2 separate regions of the Mus musculus genome follow, and region 2 is linked to region 1. Evidence: chromatin loops called from intact Hi-C (ENCODE). Cell type or tissue: left cerebral cortex. All regions are shown on one strand. Links, peaks and the distances in the headings refer to the core of each region. The heading gives the core; the rest is flanking DNA. Region 1 holds the start of Mmp15 (matrix metallopeptidase 15). Region 2 overlaps Csnk2a2 (casein kinase 2, alpha prime polypeptide).

What was found. Hi-C counts contacts between places; a loop is a spot of excess contacts. Peaks named below come from ENCODE experiments on the same cell type or tissue, not always from the same donor. Only the 100,000 strongest peaks of a DNase experiment are listed, where the experiment ranks them.
Region 2: it touches region 1 in a loop (5-fold over the local background); 12 of 42 quality-filtered maps call a loop at or near these places.

Annotation. Positions count from the first base shown.
Region 1 is chr8:95,345,309-95,352,483 of GRCm38, forward strand. Usb1 (U6 snRNA biogenesis 1) reads left to right here. Exons shown (of 7, transcript NM_133954.2): 6 at 1-64; 7 at 1,219-2,205. The coding sequence ends at 1,323. It overlaps Mmp15 (matrix metallopeptidase 15), which reads left to right and starts at 6,988. Exons shown (of 10, transcript NM_008609.4): 1 at 6,988-7,175. In left cerebral cortex, for the core only: a CTCF peak has its summit at 3,956; a DNase peak (open chromatin) is centred at 3,867; H3K27ac peaks cover 1,075 bases.
Region 2 is chr8:95,449,164-95,456,338 of GRCm38, forward strand. Csnk2a2 (casein kinase 2, alpha prime polypeptide) reads right to left here. Exons shown (of 12, transcript NM_009974.3): 10 at 6,695-6,843; 11 at 4,187-4,280. The coding sequence ends at 4,204. Among named protein-coding and RNA genes, the nearest start is that of Cfap20, 18 kb to the left of the region's middle. In left cerebral cortex, for the core only: a CTCF peak has its summit at 3,589 (motif pointing left); a DNase peak (open chromatin) is centred at 3,586.

The DNA of each region.
Region 1 (7,175 bases), core at 2,561-5,060:
CCTGGCCTGGTGTGTAGGTGATGCTAGTCTCCAGCTGGAGGGACAGTGCCTGCAGGAACTACAGGTGAATTTCCAGAGCAGGGACACAGAGCACTGAGCTCCAAAAATGATGGGGAGGACAAATGACAAAGGGAAGGATTGGTACTTAAACCTAAACCTGTAGGAAACAGAATGGCAAGGCAGGAGACCCTCATCCCCCTCCCTTTGACCCAGCAGCAGCAGCTAGGAGCTGAGTAGTGAAATAGGTGCCCTGACCCCACCCTAGACTTAAGGCAGTAGAAGTGCATTTTAGCAAAATCTCTATGGCTCCGTGTGCCCTGCCTTACAACCCTGTCCTGTGAGGAGACTGGAAACCCACCCCTCAGCCTCAGCCATTTATCTGAGGTCAGAGGTTTGGGTGTGGCAGTTGGAAATGGAAGAAGAATGTCAGGTGCACAGAACCTCCAGCCCTCAGAACCTGTTGCACTGTGGGTCTGTTTTTGAGACAGGGTCTCACAGTGCCTCCTAGCTTGGCCTAGAACTCACTGTAGAGCAGGCAAGCCTCAAACTTGCAGTGTTCCTACTATCTCTGAGTTCTGGGATTTCAGGCCACCTGGTAGCCACCATTGTGCCACCATGCCAAGCCAGGCCACATTTTGACAGCGTGTGGAACAGGTGACCTTACTATCAGGGCCCTGGAAGGAGAATTTGCATGCAGTGTGTGGCAGCTGACGCCCTCCCCTGGCAGTGCATGAAGGCAGTCAGTAGTATGGCCCATTGTTGACAGCATTTCTGTTTTTCTCAAGAGAAGCCAGAAATCCAGATTTTTATGTACAGTCTTCTGATGTTCTGTGTTAGCAACTGATTAGGATTTTTGAAAAATATTTTACAAGTCAAAGTCCATGGGCCATCAGTCTCTGGGTACCTTCCCCTCAGCTTGATCATACTGAAGACAGCAAAGAGCTCTGATGTCCAGCTCCAGGAGCCTCGGCCCAGACCGAACCAAGCTTCACAGTAGTCACTGTCCCCAGGGCACTGTCCTCATCTGCAAGCTGAGGCAATAGGCCCCACCTCATACAATTGTAAGATGATTAGACAAGATGATGGTTGCCAAGCCCGGAGTTCTGCATGACCAGGGACCCTCTCAGAATTGCCCAGTGTACTGGACTGCTTTTGTTTGTGGTGCTCTGGGTCTGACTCCCCTTAACATAGCTGTCATCTCCCTGTTGCTGGCTGAAGGAAATCGTGGATGAGTTTGAAGACTCTGAGATGCTGTTACGTGTGCTGGCCAACCAGGTCCGCTGCAAGTCCGGGAACAAATTCTTCTCCATGCCTTTGAAGTGAGCCTTGTCCCGTGCCTCTCCACAAGCCGACTGAGATGGAGGAACTTGCTGCCATCTGTGGGATGCCCCAGCCAGGAGTCCTAATCCCACACTTAGTACTGATCTAGTGGGCTGCTCACTCTCTCCTGGTCCTTAGGTTGGTAGGCTGCTACTGTAATGTGCTCATTTCCAGAAATCACCAGTAGAGGGCAGCCCGGACCTCTAATTCTTCCTCCACTTTCTTAGGAAAGTCAAATGAGCCTGGCTGGGGAGCCCACCCACGCTCAGTCCCCACCGAGGTCTCTCCACTGCAGTAATCTATATTGATGCCCTTGGCCGTCAACCACTTTTTTAGATCCCTGTGTTCTGACCCACCTGTGTCAGACTGGGGCTTCCGTTGTCTGTCAGCCTCTCTTTAATCTCCTTTATTTATCACCTCGTCCCTTCATCCCGTCCTGTGCCAGGAGAGGTCATTTCAGGGCCAGGGCACAGGGTGCTAATTTGTGGTCAGCAGCAGTTTTCTTCATTCCTTCCTCCCACTTACCCAGCCAGGTGCCTGGGGAGAGCCCAGCAGATGCTTCATTTTGGCTTGGCTATGGCTGCTGGCCAGGCCTCCAACACCCATGACCCCTACTTTCCCCATCAGCTTTCCCAGAGATGCAAAGAGGCATCTTCCCTCCAGCCAGAGCACCCCTGCCCCTGTTGCTGAGCATTTTTCAAAGTGGGGGTGGGAAGTGGGGAGAGGGCCAGGGAGGCATTGGAGAATTTATTTTCCATCAAGCTCCTACCAGGGCAAAGAGCCAAACCTTTCTAGTTGTCATGGGGATTTCTAGTGATGGATGAAGAAATATTTTTTTACAGTTTTAAATTATGTTCAACAAATAAAATCTGCCTTTTTAATGTGGTGTCTTATTTTAAACTACTTCTACTTTAAAAGGTGAGTGGTGCCTCTGATCTCCCCTCCAGCTGTGTTTCACAGTCCAGGGGCTCTTGGGAGGCTCTTACGACTTCAAAGATTTTTAGGTATTTGTTTATTTTAGCATATGTATGTGTGTGTGCAGGCACACGAGTTCCGAGAACAGCCCTCGGGAGACAGTTCTCTCCAGCCTCTTCATGGCGGCAGAGCCCACGTGGCAGCCATTCTGACTCCAGCCCCTCTCAGGCCTTCTCCAGTGCCAGGCATGTATGTGGTACTTACTTATACTTCTCCAGTGCCAGGCATGTATGTGGTACTTATACTTGCAGGCAAAACACCCAGACCCATAAAGTTTTTAAAAAGTGGGAGCTGGAGAGCTAGTTCAGGTAGTGATGTTCTTGCTTTGTAAGTGTCAGGCCCTGAGTTCAGTCCTTAGAGCCCATCCTTTAGAAGCTGCCGTGGTACCAAACACTTGTAATCTCTGCATTGGGGAGGCAGAAAGACAGAAGGAACCCTGGGCTTACTTGACAGCCAGCCCCATCTATTTCTCAAGCTCTAACCAATGAGAGACCCTGTCTCAAATAACAGCATGGATGGCCCCAAGGAACAACAAACGCCTAGGCTTGCCCTCTGGCTTGCACATGTGCACAGCCGTGTGCACATGCATGTCTACCTCTGCACACACATATACAGACATCCCCCTACGCAAGAAAATAGGAAGATAGGGTTGCCATGTCTTGTAGGACTTCACCAGTGGCACTGGGTTTCAGCATGTCCCAGGGAGATGCTATCCTCACTCCTCCGACACAACACTTAGACTTTATACCAGATGACCTGTACTAAGCCCTTCCTAGGGCCTTCACAGCTGAGCCCGGGGAAAGCAACCTGGGTTGAGGTAATTACTATGGAAGAACAGTTACGTGGCTTGCTTGGGGACATGAGAACATCAGGACCTGACTCAACCCTAGCCTCAGCTTCCACCATGATACAGCCCAGCCCAGCCCCTCCCTTACCTTCTGCTCAGGCCTGTGCTCTGGCTCCCACTTTGTGACTCATGTCCTCACAACCCTGCCTTTTCCCTAGCCTTACAGAACACATTCATGCCTTGTTCCCTGAATGCCACCACACCTGAATCTACTGGCTTCAGCTGACCTGCTGTTTGGTGCCAGTGGCATCAGAAATCACACTGGAGAAGAAGCTAGGCATGTTCTCTAGCCTACAGGCACCATGGCAACCCTAGCTTCCCAAGTCACATTACTGACACCTGCTCTGTGCCAGGCCCTGAACTGGGCCATAGAACAGCCCAGGTCTGGCCCTCTGGGTGATCAGAGGGGAAACGGGAGGTGTGCGGAGTAGAATCCCCGGCCCTTGTACTTGTCCAAACCGCTGAGGACTGCTCCCCTGGGGGAGGATGTGGCTCTGCAGGTCGTCTGTGTCTGTGCCGAGTGGAGTTAAAGTGCAGCCACTTTGAGAAATGGGCCAAGATCAATAAGCAGCTCTTCAATAGAGAGTGGAGGTGGTAATGGAGGAAGGAAGTCTGAGCTGTGCTGGGGGGGGGGGGGGGGGGATGGGCATGTAAGCCGTGCCTAAGGAGGCTGGCAGCCTTTGCTTGGCAGGCACCCAGACATGCAGTGTGCCTCCAGAGTGGAGCGCTGACAAGGCAGAAGCAGCCGGGGCGCTTCCTTCCAAAAGAGGAGAAGTGTTCCAGAAACCCAAGAGACAACTGGAGAGGGAAGGCCAGAGCAGGCTTGTCCACCGCTAGGTGGGTGGTGTTCGGGGAAGAACTGTTCTTGATGAGGATTTGATCGCGCTTGGGAGAGTACAGAATCAACACATCTGGCTCTGGCAACCTCAGCTGCTCCCTGCAGGGCAGGGAGGTGAGATGCTCATCTCCAGGCCTGGCTGGCTGATTTCCATCTGGCACCGAAGCCTTCTCCTCTGCCTCTTTAGACCACCCCAGCTCTGTTTCCAAGAGAGAGGGAAAGTACGTGGTTTGTTTATTTCTTCCTTCTCCTGGCACCCACAGTCCGAAAGACTGTCCTGTTGACCGAAAGGGTCCCGTTTTGCCAGCCTGGCACAGTACCAGTCACTGAAGTGATAAGTGCTCAAATACGAAGAGGCAAGAGTGTCAAACCAACCTTCCCCACCATAGAGGTTTTTGTGGATTAAAGAAATGGGGTGGTCTGAGGCATGGGAGGGTGGCTGGAGGTAGGGAAATGAGGCATAATGTGTTCTGCACTTTCAAGCCCCATCAGGGATGGGTTTGGGGTGTGCATATCTACACAGGTATGTGTGGAGGCTAGAAGAGGGGGTCATGTTCTTCCAGAGCCAGAGTCATGGGTAATTCTGACCTACCTGATGTGGGTGCTTGGAACCAAACTTGCATCCTCTGAAGAATAGGTAAATGCTCTTAACCACTGAGCCATCTCTCCAACCCATTCCCGTCCCTTTGAGCTGCCTCCAAGTCTGAAAAACAGGCCACCTATTCTCCCATGACCCTTTCATCCTAGGGGCTACTGACAGCAAAGCTAATGGGAGTGTACCACATAGCTACATACTTCTAAAACTGATAGGGGAAAAAAAATCAGGTAATGGGGGCTAGAGAGATGGCTCAAAGGTTAAGAGCGCTGAATCTGGGTCCTCCTCTTACAAATAAGAAAGCAAACCTAGATGGGAAACAAAATGCTCCAGATTCCAGTGAAGTCGACCTGGGCCGGGAACCCAGAGACCTGGTTTGAAATCCAGAGTTTTCTGAAGAATCTCTCACATAAAGATCCATTTCCACTGCTGCTGGGTGTGGTATTCGGCTTTAATCCTGGGAGGCGAAGCAGGTGGATCTCTGTGAATCAGAGAGCAGCCTGGTCTATAGAGTGAAGTCCAAGACAGCAAGGCTACACAATGAAATACTGTCTGGGAAAAACTTTTTTGAGGTGGGGAGGGGAAAGGGACGGGGGGGTGGGATCCATTTCCTACAGCTAGAACAACCGGCAATGGGGGGGGGGCATCAGATTTGACTTATCATAGTCTCTCAAATCTTGCCGACTCGAGTGAGATTGGTTTTCTTTTTTCTTATTCCGAGTTAGCCCCATAAACTCAGTTTAAAAAAAAAAAAAAGTTGGGAATAAATTTGGCAAACAGATGCAGTACACCTGAACAGAAAAGGGGCTGTTTTTCACCAGACACTAGACATTTGTCAAAATCAAATTTCTTTTTTTTTCTTTTTTTTTAAAGATTTATTTATTATATGTAAGTACACTGTAGCTGTCAGACACTCCAGAAGAGGGAGTCAGATCTTGTTACAGATGGTTGTGAGCCACCATGTGGTTGCTGGGATTTGAACTCTGGACCTTCGGAAGAGCAGTCGGGTGCTCTTACCCACTGAGCCATCTCACCAGCCCCAAAATCAAATTTCTAATTAGAAAATTCAGCAGCTGGTTTTCCCGGCGAGGGACCCCCAACAGAGAGGTCCACCAGTGGGAAGGGGAGAGACTGCCTCTACCTCTTCTCTAAATCCCCATCTCCTTTCCTCGAGCTGTTAGTAGGCCAGGCAATGGGTATGCTTTATTTTCCTTCAGCCGGTGAGTGGGTTCAAACCAGCCATAAGGTCCTTTGCCAGGTCTCCTGATTCTGAGAGGTGAGAGGGGTCGGAGGCATCCAGAGAGTCAACTCTAGGAAAGACCACCCTCAGGGAAGGTAAACACCATTTCTCTAGTCTGTGGGGAGGTGATAAAGTGTGCTGCCTTCTGCCCTGGTTCTCAAGTGGCATACCAATTCCCCCAGTTAAGGACACTAGGGCTGACCTGGGGTTGGACGAAGTTGCCGTGGCCCTTCGATCACCTTAGCGTCCACGCCGGAGTAAAAATTAAAATCCAGCCCCAGCTTCCCCAGAAGGTTTGCCCTTCCACCCGGAGTTCCGATGGGCCTCGCGGGCACAGAGACCAAATATAGTGGAATGGACTTTTCTTGGAAACGAAATGTGTGCACACTAGGAACCGGAACCCTCAGCCCAACACTGAAACTCAGAAAAAAATCTAGTCAGTTGCTCTTATCCACTGGGCAGGGAGTAAGGATGCAGACTCACACGCCTTGTAAGCGTGCGCTCTAGGTTGCATTCAGCACTAGAGGCGCCCCAGAGGCGCCCTAATCCCAGACTTCTCCACTGGGGAAATTTACTAAAGAGACTAAGACACTCTGCTCTGGGACTTGCGTGGGTGTGTAGGGTCTAACGAGCGCTACGGTGGCACAGGTTCTATCGGTTCACCAAGTAGGTCCTGGAGATCGAAGTTTTTCGCCGTACTTGACAAATTTGATAGTGGCCAGGGCCTTTACCTGCTGAGCCATCTTACTTGCTCCTCCAACTTCCCCCCACCCCCAGAGTTTTATTGCCATGTTTAAAAGCTTAAAGCAGTACTTCAGGTCCTTACCCAAGTCTTTTTCTGTCCCACTTTGATCTGAATGTCCTCTCGCCTCCCTCCAAGGGAGATCTCGCCTTCCTTGCGCCCTCCCTCAGCATAGGGTCGAGTCATGGGTCACTCCTGCTCCCCAGAGATAGGAGCTAAGCAGGCTAGGAGAGGTTTACTGCCATCAGGAAAAATGGAGTAGGGTCACCCACCTGCCGGGTCACCGCAGGCGGCACCTGCTACTGAGAAGCCTCGGGTTAGGTCCCGCCCCCAGCCTCCGCCTGGCTTTGCGCACAGGGAGCACACTGGCCCTTTAAGAACCGCGGCTCCCGCCGCGCACTGGGAGTAGGGCTGCGGAGCCAAACTCGCCGGGGACGCCGGGCGCTGGCTAGCTGGCTGGCGGGCTCGTCGCTCTGTCGGGCCGGTTCCCTGCGCCCCTCCCGGGACTGCCTGGGGATCCAGGCCCGATTGGGCGCGGCAGCTAGTGGAGTCGCCAGAGGGAAGCGCGCACTCTGGGCAGCGCGGAGGACCTTGGGCATGGACAGAGAGTGCAGGGCG
Region 2 (7,175 bases), core at 2,539-5,038, 100 kb after region 1:
ACGCCCGAGCCTGGGTCCCAAGGTTAAAGTCATGCGACAGAAGCAGACAGTTCTCAGAAGCAGGGGTCAAGGGGTGCCACTGGTCTCACTCCTAAGGAAATCTCCACACCAGAGTGACAGCCTCAGCCACCACAGGTCTTTGAAGTTCCAAGTTTATGGCCCATCCCCATCCCCTGAATGCAAGTTAAGGTCCGAAGCAACGGTTTGTCTCCTAGTTGGGAAGGCCAGGAATTGTCAACAGAAACTTTATTTAGGAAAATGGGATTTGACACGGCACCACATCAGTCATCCAGGGCTACACGGAGGAACTGGGTTTGTAGTGTTCCTTTGGAAAAAGACCACAACACAGGCAGTGTTTTTTCCCCTGCAAACAGAAGGCTCCTTGGTTCTTGAAGATTATCCAAACTTGCCACTGGATAACAAGATTCTGTCCCCAATTCACCATTTACATCAAGAAGAGCCACCAAGTGGAAAAAACTGTTAATTTATTGATTCAAAGTTTGTTTTTTCTTTTAAAAATCCCCAATACATGCAGTTCAGGGTCAAGTGTCACATTTGTAGCACATTGGTTGACACAAAGTATGCGTCTGCTGTATAATCCATCCTTGCCAGGTTCTACAACCAAGACCGCCATAGCAAAAGCAAGCACTCTTGGCCACCTCCCTTGGGCTTATTTTTTAAAGACAGAACCCACTTCAGTTTTAATTTATTAAGCTCCCTGACAAATTCAGGTTCTTGTGTGCTCAAGACACCTGCTTGCTTTTGCTTTCAGAAGGGCTGGCATTCTGCAACCACCTCTCCCCAGCTCTTACCTAGAAACTCCCTTCCCTGTGGTGTCTGGGAATCTTAACTGGTGTTAACAGAAAGTTAACTGGCTCCTACATTTATCTCAATGCACATATAAACTCTTTCTATCCTTCCTGTCCCCCAAGTAGCTCTGCTGACACATTAGCTCCTGGAGACCTAGATTGTTTCCCTGAGGCGCTTGGCAACTACCTTTCAAGGGCCACAGGACCCCAGCCAGGGGCAGTGTCCTCTCCAGGCATTTGCAACAGGAACTTAGTGTCCCCTAGTTTCATCCTTAGAAGTATGAGCTCTTAAGGCCCACCTTTACAACACTGTCCTTACAGGATCTTTTCACCTGCTCCCAACAGCCAGCCACCTTCTCTAAGCTTCAGGGACTCCTAGCTCCTTTCTCTCAGTAGTTGGACTGAGAGTACCTTCTCCCTTTCAACCAGGGAACCCATGTGCCCGAAGCATGGACATTAGGGTAAGGTCCACCAGGCCTGGCTTCTACCCAGCCACCTACAAGGACGGGAGCAGGTCAGCTGACTGGCACCTGAAAAGGACAAACTGTCACCAACACACTTCTCATTCTCAGCATGGCTTTTAGTCCAGGCAACCTTGCGGTCGCACTCCCTGTGGATACCAAGGAGAGAAACTGATAGGAACTTGGGCCTGGAGCGGCTTCTTATTACACCAGGTGCACTCTTCAACACAGGCATACCTGAGATGACAGTGCAACACTACCCTGTTCCCCACAGGTTTTTGTGGGGTCTTTTTTTTTTTTTTTGCTTTTCATTAGGAAATAATTAAGTCCTTGTCATAGGCACTTTTGACCTCTAATAAGGTAATGAAACAAACGAGAATTATGAGATGAGTTTAAAAAGAATATAAAAAGGATACTGGATGGGTAAATTTCCTAGCCTCACCACTACTCATACACACTCTTTAAAACCCAGGGAAAATCTCCAGGAGGCTGGAGCAAGCTGTGCCGGGCATACATGTTACATATATACCAAGGGAGATGTGAGACAGGCAGGAAAGGTCCACTAACACTGCAGTTTGGGAAAGGTCAGCCTAAGATCAAGTACAAACCCAGGGGGAGCATCTCAAGCCCAAGGCGGGAGAGGTAAAGTGCAGTCCCTGCTGCACGCCCCGCCCCCAGCTGTCACTCAAGGGCCTCCCCCCAGCATTCCAGGGGGCTGGGGGGAGTGGTTGTGTGTGTGTGGGGGAATATGGCCAACTCTTTTCCCAGATGTTTGGACTGTCTCTGGAGGACCCAGGGCAAAGAGGTGGGATTACTGCTCAACTGAGACCCTCCAATAAGCTCTTGAACAACTTAGAGAGAGAGAGGGAAGAGGAGCTTGGGTCATCCCCTGACCACCAAGGATCCAGGCTGCCTGTGACAGCACATGAGAATAGCCATGGTAATCCCCAATACTTGATGTGTTAACACTGGTCATGTCTCGGCCATGTTATGTTTCCACCTCTCAGGAAGAACAAATATATACATGGGAACACAGGGCTCAACGCGAGGAGGCAGCAGCTCTATAAAAACCTTAACTGAATGTATGTCCTGCTTTATAAAGATCTTAAAGATTTTAAAAACTTTATTTATTGTGTATGTGTTCACATGCCACAGCACAGGTGTGGGAAGAAGACAACTCACGGAGTAGGTTCTCCCCCTGCCACATGGGTCTGGGGCTGAACTCAGGCCATCAGTCTTGGCAGCAAACATCTATACCTGCCATGCCACTGGCCCAAGATCTTATTTTCATCTATAAACTCAACTCTGTACTATCAAGAGAAGAGTTACATTTGCCTTTTAAGTTCCTACAGACCAAACAACAAAATAGAATCTGCATTTAGAAATGGACCTGCTACCAATACCAATACAAATTTATTGGAATTTGGAATGTAAACAGATGTTTCGAACAAACAATCTAACCTTATAAAAATGTGTGGCATTATTAAATAGTTTCTGAAGAAACCCTAAGTGTGATGTGGTGGATATCTCAAGCATGTTAGGTCCCCAGTGCTGAGGCGTGGCTGCAGCCAAGGAGAGGGGACTAGCTGGCAAACCATGTCAGTGACCAATCCCACAAATCAAATCAGCCCTATTTAAAAAAAACAAAAAACCAAAAACAAAAAACAAAATTTAGCTTCTGCTAACGTGAAGGTAACAGTGGATCTGTAAAGCTTTGACACTTGCTCCAGGAGCCCCACTTCCTCCCGGAAGCCATGGCTCTCCCTCTCCAGCCAGCTGCAGGAGTTCCAGGACAGCCTTACCCACAGCTAGCAGCCGCATGCAAGAGATGTCTTTGCGTTCACATTCATGTATGACCTATCAGAGCTCCATCTGCCCACCATCCTGACTGCAGCCAGACTTGTTTGTCACAGGGTTAGGGGAGGGAAGATGGTGGTCGGCCTTTTTACACCCGTGAGGTCTTTCCTAAATAAATCCTAATAGAACTGTTTTCCTCCCTCTTTGACCTGCCTGAAGACTAACTTTCCAGCTATAGCTATGGTAGTGAACAAAAATAGTCTTTGTTTTAAAGTGGAGCATTGAAGTAGCGCCCTCACAAAGATGTGCTGAGAAACTGTGAGGTTCTTACAAGGCCAGGGGGAAAAAAAGCTAAAGAGAGAGAGAGAGAGGAAAAAAAAAAGGCAACAAGATTCAATAGTTAGGCAAATCAATAAAGGTGAGCCCCAAGTCATGCACACAGCATGGAACATCTAACGAGCCTGGGACCTGTTCTTGGCATCTCGAGAGTTACAGTGCCATCTTCTGACACCAAAGAGGACGTGGCGAGAGCAACGGCGGTTTGCTTCCCAATGAATACACTTAGAAGCAAACTGCAGGAACGAGGTACATTTCCTGGAGAGCTCATGTCATAAAAAAATACATAACACATGAATTTGTAAAAGAGCTTAAAAAAAATACTGTCACTGTTTTAATCCTTTTTTTTTTTTGTAAATGAGGCTGGTGTGTCAGAATAGACTGCTGACTTTTGCTAAAACTTGAGCCTGAATTCTCACAGAAAATCAGACCACAATGGAATAGATAGGAAGTCAGATATTCAGAGCTTGTTGACCGAACGGATTAATTCAACAGTGGTATCCTGTTAAACGCAGGTACGTGTACAACAACTCCGAGCTTCTCATCTCCCATGCATTCCAAAGGGAGAGTCCCTCAGATCCTGAACTATGCGCTCTGCCACACTGCACAGCCAGCTCCCTGCAGACTAGTACTGGGGAGTTTCTTGCTTTTGACAGACTTTAGGTCTTTACTCTTCTTTGCCTTTAGAAGGAATGATTAGAATTTCTTTTTATCACACTGTAGTTTCCTTCAAGTTTTTGTTTGGTTGGTTGGTTTTATTGGCAAGCATCAGTGCCGCATTACCGTCGATTCCCCAGGCTTCATCGTGCTGCGGTGAGACCACTGGAAAGCACGGTGTTCTCAGCACAAGGCTGGGACTGCTCCTTCACCACCGGGTCTGCAAGAAAGCACAGGTTCCCCACATCAGCACCAGCACTGAGGCCAATCTGCCTTTCTTCTTCTACATGCACGTTTATGTGGGACTCAGGTCACACAAAAACCAGGCATCAAGGCAGGATCAGGAAATAATTCCTTATTTTTTTCTCCCTCAAAGCAGGGTGTAGTTTCACACATGCTAGGCAATCAATTTACGACTAAATCACTGTCTCAATTCCTACTGAACACTGGATTTGGGTATGAAGTTTTACAAGGAGCTCAAACTAGCCCTGAACTCTTCCCTCTTCTTCACCCTGATCCTCCTGCTCAGCCAGGGTGGCTTCATGCTCACTGGGAAACTTTTTCTAGGTGATTCTTCTACTTCCTTAGAATATAGATCCAACTGCTGAAAAGCACAGAAACCCTAATTTACAACTGTTCACATTTATTCCAGTTTTTTCTTTGAGTACCAACATCATACTCAGCCCCTAAATTCTTTAAAGCATATATGATAAGCATGTTATGAAAAGATGAATAAAAGAGCCAGTCTACTGACTTTAAGGAGCAGTGAGATACATAGTTTATTTGGATAATAACCAAATAATGAATTATGTGAAACATTCATCAGATTGTTTTAGTTATCATTTCTGAGACAGAATCTCACTGTATACCTTATGGGGGGCACACAGCCCCTTTTATAGTGGGCCTTGCTGTTGCCAGGTAACTGTGGGGGTGGAGTCCAGACAGAACACCAACACCTTAGATAGCTTAAAATATGCAATCCTTATGCATATGCACATCCATTTGTTTACACTAATATTGCTTTCTATTTATTTGGTTTTGTATGTTTTGAGTCAGGGTTTCTCTGTGTAGCTCTGGCTGTCCTGGAACTCACTCCGCAGACCAGGCTGGCCTTGAACTCAGAAATCCACCTGCTTCTGCCTCCCAAGTGCTAGGATTAAAGGTATGTGCCACCGCTGTCCGGCAATTTTTTTTTTTTTTTTTTTTTGAGTCAGGGTTTCTGTGTGTAGCCCTGGCTAGCTATCCTAGAATTCACTTTGTAGTCCAGACTGGCCTTGAACTCAGAGATTTACCTGCCTCTGCCTTCTGAGTCCTGGGATTAAAGGTATTTTCATCAGCACACCTGACTTTAAAAAAACAACAACAACAACAAAACCTCAAAAACCCCCAGAGTTTTACTATGTGTTCCTGGCTGGCCTTAAGTAGATCTGACTACCTTCTGAGTGGCTGATTTAAAGGCGTGTGCCACCACTCTGTGCAGACAACTGAATGTCACCTGTCTAAGGCACAGAAAGCTAAAAGAACAGTCCTTTACACTTTTTGTCACCTTAAACTTCTGCTCTAAGTTTGAAACCATAGCAATATATTCTTCATATTAGTTAATATTAAACTCCAGAGGTAAAAAGGAAAAGAGCACACAGTGGTCAGACAATACACCCAAACCTTACAGGCCAGAGTTCATCTTGATTCAGAGTGAACTGAGAGTCAAGTCGCTACCCAGCATCATCCCTTCCAGCCTCACCCAGGACTAGACTGAGCTACCTCTTCAAGCACGTGGTCAGTGTATGTGAAGTTTCAATGGGGAGATCTACACTCAAACCGTAAGCAGTGCGAGATGTCAGAGGGCAGAGTCCAGCTGTCACACTGCCTGCTCCCTCGCCTCAGAGCCCTCTTATTCACACATTGCTTCCTTTAGAAACACATAAGGGTGCGCTAACTACTTTTTTAAATGAGAAAAAATATTGCTGACTAAGTTTTTATACACATTTTATGCTTGAAAACAAATCTTAGATACCTTCAGTCTATAAGATCAGGGTTATGAGAGTGGGTAGATAGCCTGGCCTCAGAGGTACTACTACTAGTGAATAAGCAAACACCTTTGGGAACTAAGAAAAATCATCTATAAAGTGGCCTCAGTGATCTAGAATAAATAAAATTTGATGCCAGACATCTAGTGTTCTGACTGACCTTGAAAATAAAGAGTGACAATTTTGTCTTTTAATAACTCACAGGGCTGGCCGGGCATGGTGGCACACGTCTTTAATCTCAGCACTTGGGAGGCAGAGGCGGGCAGATTTCTGAGTTTAAGGCCAGCCTGGTCTACAAAGTGAGTTCCAGGTCAGCCAGGGCTATACAGAGAAACCCTGTCTTGAAAAACCAAAACCCAAAAACAAAAACAAAACAAAATAAAAAAACCTCACAGGGCTGGAGAGTGGTTAATAACTCACAATGGTTAAGAGCACTGACTGTTCTTCCAGAGGTCCTAAGCTCAATTCCCAGCAAGAAAAACATGGCTTACAACCATCTGTAATGGTATCTGACACCCTCTTCTGGTGTGTCTGAAGACAGCTACAATGTACGCTTATATACCAATATAAAGTAATTAATACTTTAAAAGAAAAACAAAAAACTCACAGAAATATGGGTGCTCCATGGCCTCTTTGGCGGTCAATCTCTGTTGATGGTCGTACCGCAGGAGCTTGTCAAGAAGATCTAGGGCCTCCGGGCTGACAAGGTGCCTGTTCTCACTATGGATAAAGTTTTCCCAGCGCTTCCGTGAATGTCTAAGGAAAACAGTGAGCCATTACTATTCTGAGACTAAACAACATGAAAAATTCTCTTCTACATAAATTCTCTGCTGACCCAACATCAAGGACCCCTTAGAACGGTGCACTGTGAAGCCGCTGAGGCTCACTCTCACTGGTACCTCACATAGCAGCACCTTCACAACCTGTCACACCCAGGTCAGCCATGGTGTACTGACACAAAACGGCTCAATCACTGGACAAACAGAGTCTGTTTAAAACTTCTACATCTGAGCGGGAGTCGGTTCAATCTTCCTGGATCACTCTTATGGCCCAGTCTTTTCAACTGTGAGTAAGTACAGCCTGGTGGT